Linked DNA regions of Homo sapiens: all the other regions are linked to region 3. Evidence: chromatin loops called from intact Hi-C (ENCODE). Cell type or tissue: B cell. All regions are shown on one strand.

Region 1 (2,500 bases), 450 kb after region 3:
CAGGCTGGAGTCCAAGAGATGGTTCAGAGACAGTTCCTCTAGTCAGCCTCAGGCTAGGTGCTGTGGCTCTTCGCTGTAATCCCAGCACTTTGGGAGGCTGAGGTGTGAGGATCACTTGAGTCCAGGAGTTGGAGACCAGCCTGGGCAACATGACGAAACCCCATCTCTACAAAAAATACAAACCAAACCAAACAAACACACAAAAAACGGTGGCTCTATTCAGCCTGATAGAAACGACTTGTGGTACAGGCCCTAAGTCAGGTACGCTGCTGCCCAAGAGCCTGACTGGTAGATGGAGATGTGAAAGGGACACAGGGCTCTCCACGTAAGCAGGAGGCAGCAAGAATGACAGTTCCAGGGGTTCTACGTGGAAGGAAGAGGGGGCCAGGAGGAAGGGACTTCAGGTCAGATTGAGGGGGCATGTGCCATCCGGAAGAGGAGAATGTCGATGTAACTGTGAAAGTCCAAGTCCTAGCTGCTTTTCCACTGCCCTGGTGTACAACCTCAGGCCCTGCAGACTGCACATCTGAGGACCCCTGCCTGCCCTGTCTGGCTTCTCTGAATCTAATAAGGGAGAAGATGCGTTTGAAAAAGAACACGGAAGAGGGAGAGAGAAAAAAAGCACCAAGGTCCATGTTCAGAGAGCCCTGGTAATTTTAACTTGCAACTCACCCAAGAAGAGCCTAATGGTCGCAAGAGTATGTAGGAAGGCCCCAACCCGACCCGGCCCAGCACGCAGCACCCAAGGGCGGCTGGAAGCGCAATGCGCGTGCCCAGTACAGCGCTATTCAGTCTGCAGGCTTTTTGAGGATTTCAACTTCAAAGAACGGTCGGCTTCGGGGCGAACTTTGCTTCAGTTCCAGGCCTCGGGAGGCAGCGAGGAGACAGACTGGGACACCGAGCATGCAGAAGGGGAGTGGTCTTGAAATACGCGGAAAGGGAGAATGCACCCCTCCTGGCCAGCCTTGCCGGGCGAAGTGAGAAGTACTGAGGCCTGAGAAGGCTCCACGCGTGCGCAAAGGGCCGCTCGCTGTGATTACTGGGGTGGCGATGGTTGTGATGACGCCGCTGCCCCGCCTGCGCCGAAAGGGAAACCCCAGGGGAGGCGGAGGCCAGCGGGGATTTCTGAAGCCAAGTGGTCCCCTTCATCCACGACGGACAGGAAGGGCGACCCCCTGAGGCCACTTCCAGGTCTTGCGACCGGAGGAGAGTTACCAAGGAGACGCTCCTCCCGAGGCCTCGCGCGTCGGAAGCTTCTGTCCCCTGGATTCCGGTTGACGGACGCGTCCCCCGAGCAGGTTCTCGGTAGCAGCCGACACGCCCCACCCCGGGCACAGCGAGGTCTGAGGACCACGCTAAGGCGTCACGTCCGCCCTGATCCGCGGCAGCTATGGAACGGGCGGAGCCGCAGCGGAGGGCGCTCCGCTTTGACGTCACTTCCTGTGAGCCCGGCGGTGACAACGGCAACATGGCCCTGAACGGAGCTGGTGAGGACCTGGGCGGCAGGGGTTTGTGGCTGTGAGGTACGGGAGGCAGCCCACTCCGGCAAGACCCCCAGTCCCTATGCCTCTCTTCCCCAGAAGTCGACGACTTCTCCTGGGAGCCCCCGACTGAGGCGGAGACGAAGGTGCTGCAGGCGCGACGGGAGCGGCAAGATCGCATCTCCCGGCTCATGGGCGACTATCTGCTGCGCGGTTACCGCATGCTGGGCGAGACGTGTGCGGACTGCGGGGTGAGGCGAGACTCGGGCGAGTGACCGGGGATGGGTCCGCGGGCCAGGCCACTCAGCCCTTCCCCGGCCCTCCCCTCTGGACCCCATTGCCGGCGTCTCATTCCGGCCCCGTGTGCTTTTTGGTCCGTAGACGATCCTCCTCCAAGACAAACAGCGGAAAATCTACTGCGTGGCTTGTCAGGAACTCGACTCAGACGTGGATAAAGATAATCCCGGTAAGAGTAAAAAATAATCCGGGAGAGGGGCCGGATATGCTTAGGGGGGAAGCGTGGTTAAGTGGTGATAGAGGCCCGAGAACAGTAGGGCTGAGAGGTGACAGTGGAGTCTCTGGGTGGGGTAGAAGTAAAATTATTTCTCCTTTAGGCTCTAAAGAGGACCCTTAACTCAATAAGAGCACCAAGCACCTCCTGTGTGCCAGCCACTGCGCGAGAGTCTGAGCTCAACCAGGCCCAGTACTGATGGAGAATTGAAGCTAGGGCATAAATGTGATACAAAGTAGAAAGTGGATGAGTTGCCTTATAGAGGGACAGGGAAAACACCTCAAGCACAGAAAGAGCAGAGCAGAAAAGGAGATGGCTCAGGGCTGAGGTGGGCCAGGCATCCTGACCATTCCACCCACTTTCTCCTCTTTTTAGCTCTGAATGCCCAGGCTGCCCTCTCCCAAGCTCGGGAGCACCAGCTGGCCTCAGCCTCAGAGCTCCCCCTGGGCTCTCGACCTGCGCCCCAGCCCCCAGTACCTCGTCCGGAGCACTGTGAGGGAGCTGCAGC
Region 2 (2,500 bases), 430 kb before region 3:
CTCTGTCTACTTATGGTACCAGCGGGGAGGGCCAGAAAGCAAAAGTGAGGACCCCAGCAGAGACAAGAGGGTAAGGCGGGGAAGAGTGGCAAGGAGGAGGGAAGGAGGGAGGTGGGGCAGAGCCAGGAAAAGGAGAACCATCGCAGAGACAGACAAGAAATGAAGACGGCTCAGGGCTGTGAGGGAGCAAGAAGGGATGAGCGCGGCTATCTGGATAAAGAAAAGGAGCAAGCCCTGCGGGAACAGGTACAGGAGATGGGAAGAGAGCCAGCAACGAAAGTGGACAGGGACCTCTAGGGAACAGAAGCCAAGGCTTTCTGGGGCCTTGCTGTTTCCATAGCAACGAAGCCTGCTGCCCAGGCACTAGGAGAACCAGGGGGCTCAAGGACCAGAAAAAGGAATGTTTGACCTTGGTTTTGCCACATGTACTAGTCCCACCCAGAAGCCATTCCTCCCACTCCCTCACCTTCACTGCAGTCAAAGAAAGTATCATTAAAGAGAGTCAAACAGAAAGAAAGAAAAGAATAAGGCAACCATGTGAGTAAGTGATTGGGACAGAACAAGAGGCCAGCAAAAAGGAAAGAGGCGGGTCTGGGGCTGGACAGTGGCTGCCAAGGCCAAGTGGAGAAACGAGGCCATTTCTCGACTCCTCAGCCCTGCCTCCAGTCTCCTGGGGTGGGTGGCAAAGCTAGCTACTCTGGAGCCTGCGCCTCCACGGGCTCCAGTCCCTTTACCACCGGAGACCTGGGTCAGCCCAGAGACGCCAAGAGGCCTGAGGAGCAGCCAAAGAGAACCTGAAAGCCTTCGAGAAGAGGGACAGAAAAAGAGATGAGCAAGTGTGGAAAGAAAACCCGAAGATGGTGAGGAGAGAGAGAGAGAACCTGAGTAGGGGAGGTCGGAGCATGACTTCAAGGGACTGGTGGAGGGATTCTACTGGGGTGAGCCTGTAGGGGCGGCGGAGGGGCTCAGCAGAGCACAAACAAGATCTGGGCTGAACAAGCCCTGAAGCACCAGGGGGCGCTCTCCCCTATCTCGCCGGTCTGGCGCGACTGGGAACTACAACTCCCAGCAGCGCTTGCACAATTACCGCCCCTAATTGCTCCGGACCGAGAAAGGAAGATAATAGCTGATGCTCGTTTATCTCCCACAGTTGGGGAGTCTGTAGCCCTACAAGTGTCCCCAGTGAATGTGGCTAGAGACTAGTTGTTGTGGTCCTGCATTTCTGAGAACCATGCATGAGGGACAAAGCAGCTGCCTTCTTTCCAGGCCCAGCTCCCAGACCTCCTCTGGGAAGGTCTCCAGCGCCCCCCTCCGCCCTCCCTACTCTCGAGCTCTACAGCTGTCTGTTCTGCTCACTTGGCACTTACTGCCTAATAACATCTTGTACTGCTCCCTGGAGAGGAAATGTGATGTGAGAAAGAAGACCTGGGCGCTAGTGCTGGCTCCACCACCAGCTTTGTGACCTTCGCTGGTCACAAAGCTGGGCTCTAAGTCCCAGCTTCCCCGTCTGGAAAATGGAGCTGATCATCAGGAACTGCACAGGCTGCTGTGGGCACCTCAGAAAGAGAAAGGGTGGGGTCCAGCTTCCTCAACCATAAAGCATCCCACAAATAAACGACTCATGCCAGTTGGTAACTTTCTGCTAGTGTCCTGCCTCTCTCTGTGTCTCCCTCTCTTTCTCAATGATTTTTTTTTTTTTAATGGAGTCTCACCATGTTGCCAGGCTGGTTTTGAACTCCTGGCCTCAAGTGATCCTCCCACCTCGGCCTCTCATAGTGCTGGGATTACAGGCATGAGCCACCGTGCCTGGCCTCAATGAATAAATTAACTCCTCTGAAAAGAGTCTGCACTTTTCATGTACTTTGCATGGACCACACTTTATTGTAGGTGTTAGAACATCAATCAGCCCCTTAGTAACAGAGCCCATTGGCTCATATAAAATAAATTTGCTGAGCACACAGCTACTTATGTGCCAAGAGCTGTGTGAAGCACCGGGGGCATAGGAACAAAAATATCCAATCCCTGGCCTCAAGGAGCTTGGTCTAGTTGGGGAAGCAAACAGGTAAAGTGACAGTTATGATACAGTGTGATGAGCCTTCTAGTGGAAGTGTGGACAAAGTGTGGAAGTGACCAGGTTCACCTGGGGTGTTCAAGGAGACTTCCAGTGTGCATGGCCTGGCTGCTTTTTCAAGAGTCAGACGAAAGAGACACACCAAGTCATTGGGGAGAGGACAAGGATGGCGGAAATCCAGGCAAACAGAAGAGCAGACTAAAGAATGGAAATGGGACTCCATAGCCCCAGTGCTTGGCACCCACTGGAGTTCCTTGAGGACTTGTTATAGTGGCTTGTAAACTTCTTAGGAAAGAGATTGTCTTAAGAAAGGCAGCCTCAGTACAGAAAAAGGAGCTAGAGCCCCCAAGCAGGCTTAAAGGCCCTGTGCTGGCCACAGCTCCCAATCAGAATTTCCCTGGACTGGGCACCTAGCAGGCTTCCAGAATT
Region 3 (2,500 bases):
GGCTCCGGAAACGCCGAGCAGTGTGGCACAGAAGTCAGAGAGCAGCGCGTCGTCACCGCCGTGATACAGGGCGAGAGTATGCGCGTAGGCGAACAGCACATTGGGCAGCTGGAAGCGCACGAGCGGCGAGACTGGGCCGCGGCTCAGGCTGACTATCGCGGGGATGCGGGTGGGTACGACGGGCGTGCAGGCCCCCGGGACATCTCCAAGAACCCGCTCGGCGGCCGCGGGCTCCGCGGCGGAGGCATCTTTCACAGAATCCGGCGGGGTCCTCGCAGGGGCGAGCTCCAGCTCCGCGGCGTCACTACCCGGGGCATTATCCAGCTCCTCCAGAAGCTGCGGTCCGGCTCCGCGGTTCCACCACCACGGCCGCCATGGAGGCAGCAGCCGCCCGGCCTCACCGCGGCTCAGCAGCCGCTCGAAGGCAGCTTTTTCGCCCGGCGCCAGCCGCTCCCAGAGTCCCGATAGGCCGCCGGGCGCCGGGCCGGAGCTGAGGCCTGCTTCCCCAGGCTCGTCCTCGGTCTCGCGTTGCTGACGCAGCCGGCGTAGGGCGCTTGCTAGGCGGCTGGGAGGAGCGCTGCAACCGCGGAGCTCTCCCAGCACCTGGTCACGGTAGAAGTTTTCTGCGCAGGTGCCATGCGTCCGGTAGCAGCGCAGCGAGCAGTAGGGCGCATTACAGCGAGGGCAGGTGTAACGCGCTGGCTGGACCTCCCCCGCCGGGCAGAAGCCACAGGGCCCGGCCGGCTCCATGGCAACTGGCACCGCGATCTACCTGCGAACGCACGCCGGTGGTAGTTCGAAACTTCCGGGGCTTCTTCGATTACTTCCGGTTCGCAGCGCGGCCGACGGCGCGCTGTGTTTTCGCAAAGCTTCCGAGGATTCTCGGCAATTTCCGCCCACGCCCGAAAGCCAAGCCCCACCCCTTTCCCTAGTAGGGCGAGAGCAGGCCCAGAAGCCGGGCGTCAGGTACGAGCCCCGCCCTATGCGATGACGCAAGGAGCGAAAAAATGGGTCTGGCGAGCGCTTCGCCGGTGCCACGTCTCCCCCTAGTGGTCACACCAAAACGTGGCCCGATCATCTAAAGAGAAAACCCTCTTTTTAGCACTACAATGTGCTGTGGCATAAATCCATCTTTACTAGGCACCTACTCTGGGCCACTAATTGTGCCAAGCCTACGGGAGGCGATGCATCCCTGCGCTGGACACAGACAAATAAAATGCACTAGGGGACACAGACAAATAAAAGGACAGTTAGGGCCAGGTACGGTGGGTCACGCCGGTAATCCCAGCATTTTGGGAGGCCGAGGCGGGCAGATGACCTGAGGTCAGGAGTTTGAGACCAGCCTGACCAACATGGAGAAACCCCGTCTCTACTAAGAATACAAAATTAGCCGGGCGTGGGGGACGGGTGCTTGTAGTCCCAGCTACTCCTGAGGCTGAGGCAGGGGAATCGCTTGAACCCGGGAGGTGGAGGCTGCAGTTAGCCGAGATCGCGCCACCGCTCTCCAGCCTGCGAGCCTGGGCCACAGAGAGAAACTCCACCTCAAAAAGATAAATAGAAAGCAGCATTTAAGAAATATCTGAGCTCCTATGATTTTTTTCCTCCAAAACTGCCTCTTCTTTTCATTAAGTATCTTCTCATTAAATACCACTATTCATCCATCTTATTAAGTGCAGGCCCCATTCTAGGTGCCAAGAACACAATGCACATCAAAGGGAGCCGGGGGTCCCTGTTCTAATAGAGCTCACTCTTGTGGTGGAGTGGGGGGTGTGATGAACCAAACTGTGAGTGTTCTTTGCATCCCTGCTACTACTGGTGGTCTAAGCTTCCTGACCCCTCATGTGGATGACAACACATTAAGTGTTTTTCCTAACTTTCTTGCCAGCCCTCCAGAAAAACCTGCCAGAGAAATTAGATCACAAGTCAGATGAGATCCATCTGTTACTCAAAACCCTTCTGCGACCCTCCATTGCACTTGGACTCAAACCCAAACTCCTCTCTATGGCTGACAAGGCCTTGCAGGATCTGCCCGCCCCCAGCCCTAGACATCACCTCTTCCCCATCTTCACACAGTCCTCTAGGCTTGAAATATTCCCCTACCTGATCACTTGACTGGTTCATCTCAGGTCTCACTCACGTCATTTAAACAGGACCTCTCGGCTGGGCACAGCGGCTGACACCTGTAATCTCAGCACTTTGGGAGGCCAAGGTGGGCGGATCACTTGAGCCCAGTTCAAGACCAGCCTGGGCAACATAGCAAAACCCTGTCTCTACAAAAAAGTACAAAAAATTAGCCAGGTGTGGCGGTGCATGCCTGTAGTCCTCAGCTACTTTGGAGGCTGAGTAGGATCACCTGGGCCCAGGAGTTGGCGGCTGCAGTGAGCCATGATTGTGCAACTGCACTCCAGCCTGGATGAGAGAGACCTTGTCTCAAAAACAAAAAAGAAAAGGCCGGGCACTGTGGCTCATGGCTGTAATCCCAGTACTTTGGGAGGCCGAG

Evidence for each region. A loop is a pair of places that touch in the nucleus more often than their neighbours do. Peaks named below come from ENCODE experiments on the same cell type or tissue, not always from the same donor. Only the 100,000 strongest peaks of a DNase experiment are listed, where the experiment ranks them.
Region 1: it touches region 3 in a loop (30-fold over the local background); 2 of 110 quality-filtered maps call a loop at or near these places.
Region 2: a loop joins it to region 3, with 34 times the contacts of the local background. A loop is called at or near these places in 3 of 110 quality-filtered maps.

What each region holds. Positions count from the first base shown.
Region 1 is chr11:65,569,024-65,571,523 of GRCh38, forward strand. ZNRD2 (zinc ribbon domain containing 2) reads left to right here and starts at 1,454. Exons shown (of 4, transcript NM_006396.3): 1 at 1,454-1,487; 2 at 1,581-1,732; 3 at 1,863-1,947; 4 at 2,368-2,500. The coding sequence starts at 1,469. ZNRD2-DT (ZNRD2 divergent transcript) reads right to left here and starts at 1,390. Exons shown (of 1, transcript NR_038923.1): 1 at 197-1,390. RefSeq lists enhancers at 812-1,531, 1,542-1,771. In B cell, a CTCF peak has its summit at 1,170 (motif pointing left); a DNase peak (open chromatin) is centred at 1,148; H3K4me3 peaks cover 2,361 bases; H3K27ac peaks cover 2,500 bases.
Region 2 is chr11:64,687,558-64,690,057 of GRCh38, forward strand. All of the region lies in intron 5 of NRXN2 (neurexin 2), which reads right to left. Among named protein-coding and RNA genes, the nearest start is that of NRXN2, 34 kb to the right of the region's middle. RefSeq lists enhancers at 283-1,203, 1,343-1,392. In B cell, CTCF peaks have their summits at 1,000 (motif pointing right) and 1,204; a DNase peak (open chromatin) is centred at 1,034; H3K4me3 peaks cover 560 bases.
Region 3 is chr11:65,116,904-65,119,403 of GRCh38, forward strand. It overlaps ZNHIT2 (zinc finger HIT-type containing 2), which reads right to left and starts at 798. Exons shown (of 1, transcript NM_014205.4): 1 at 1-798. The coding sequence starts at 750. RefSeq lists enhancers at 218-761, 754-1,048. In B cell, CTCF peaks have their summits at 1,056 (motif pointing left) and 1,260; DNase peaks (open chromatin) are centred at 148, 888 and 1,898; H3K4me3 peaks cover 882 bases; H3K27ac peaks cover 2,147 bases.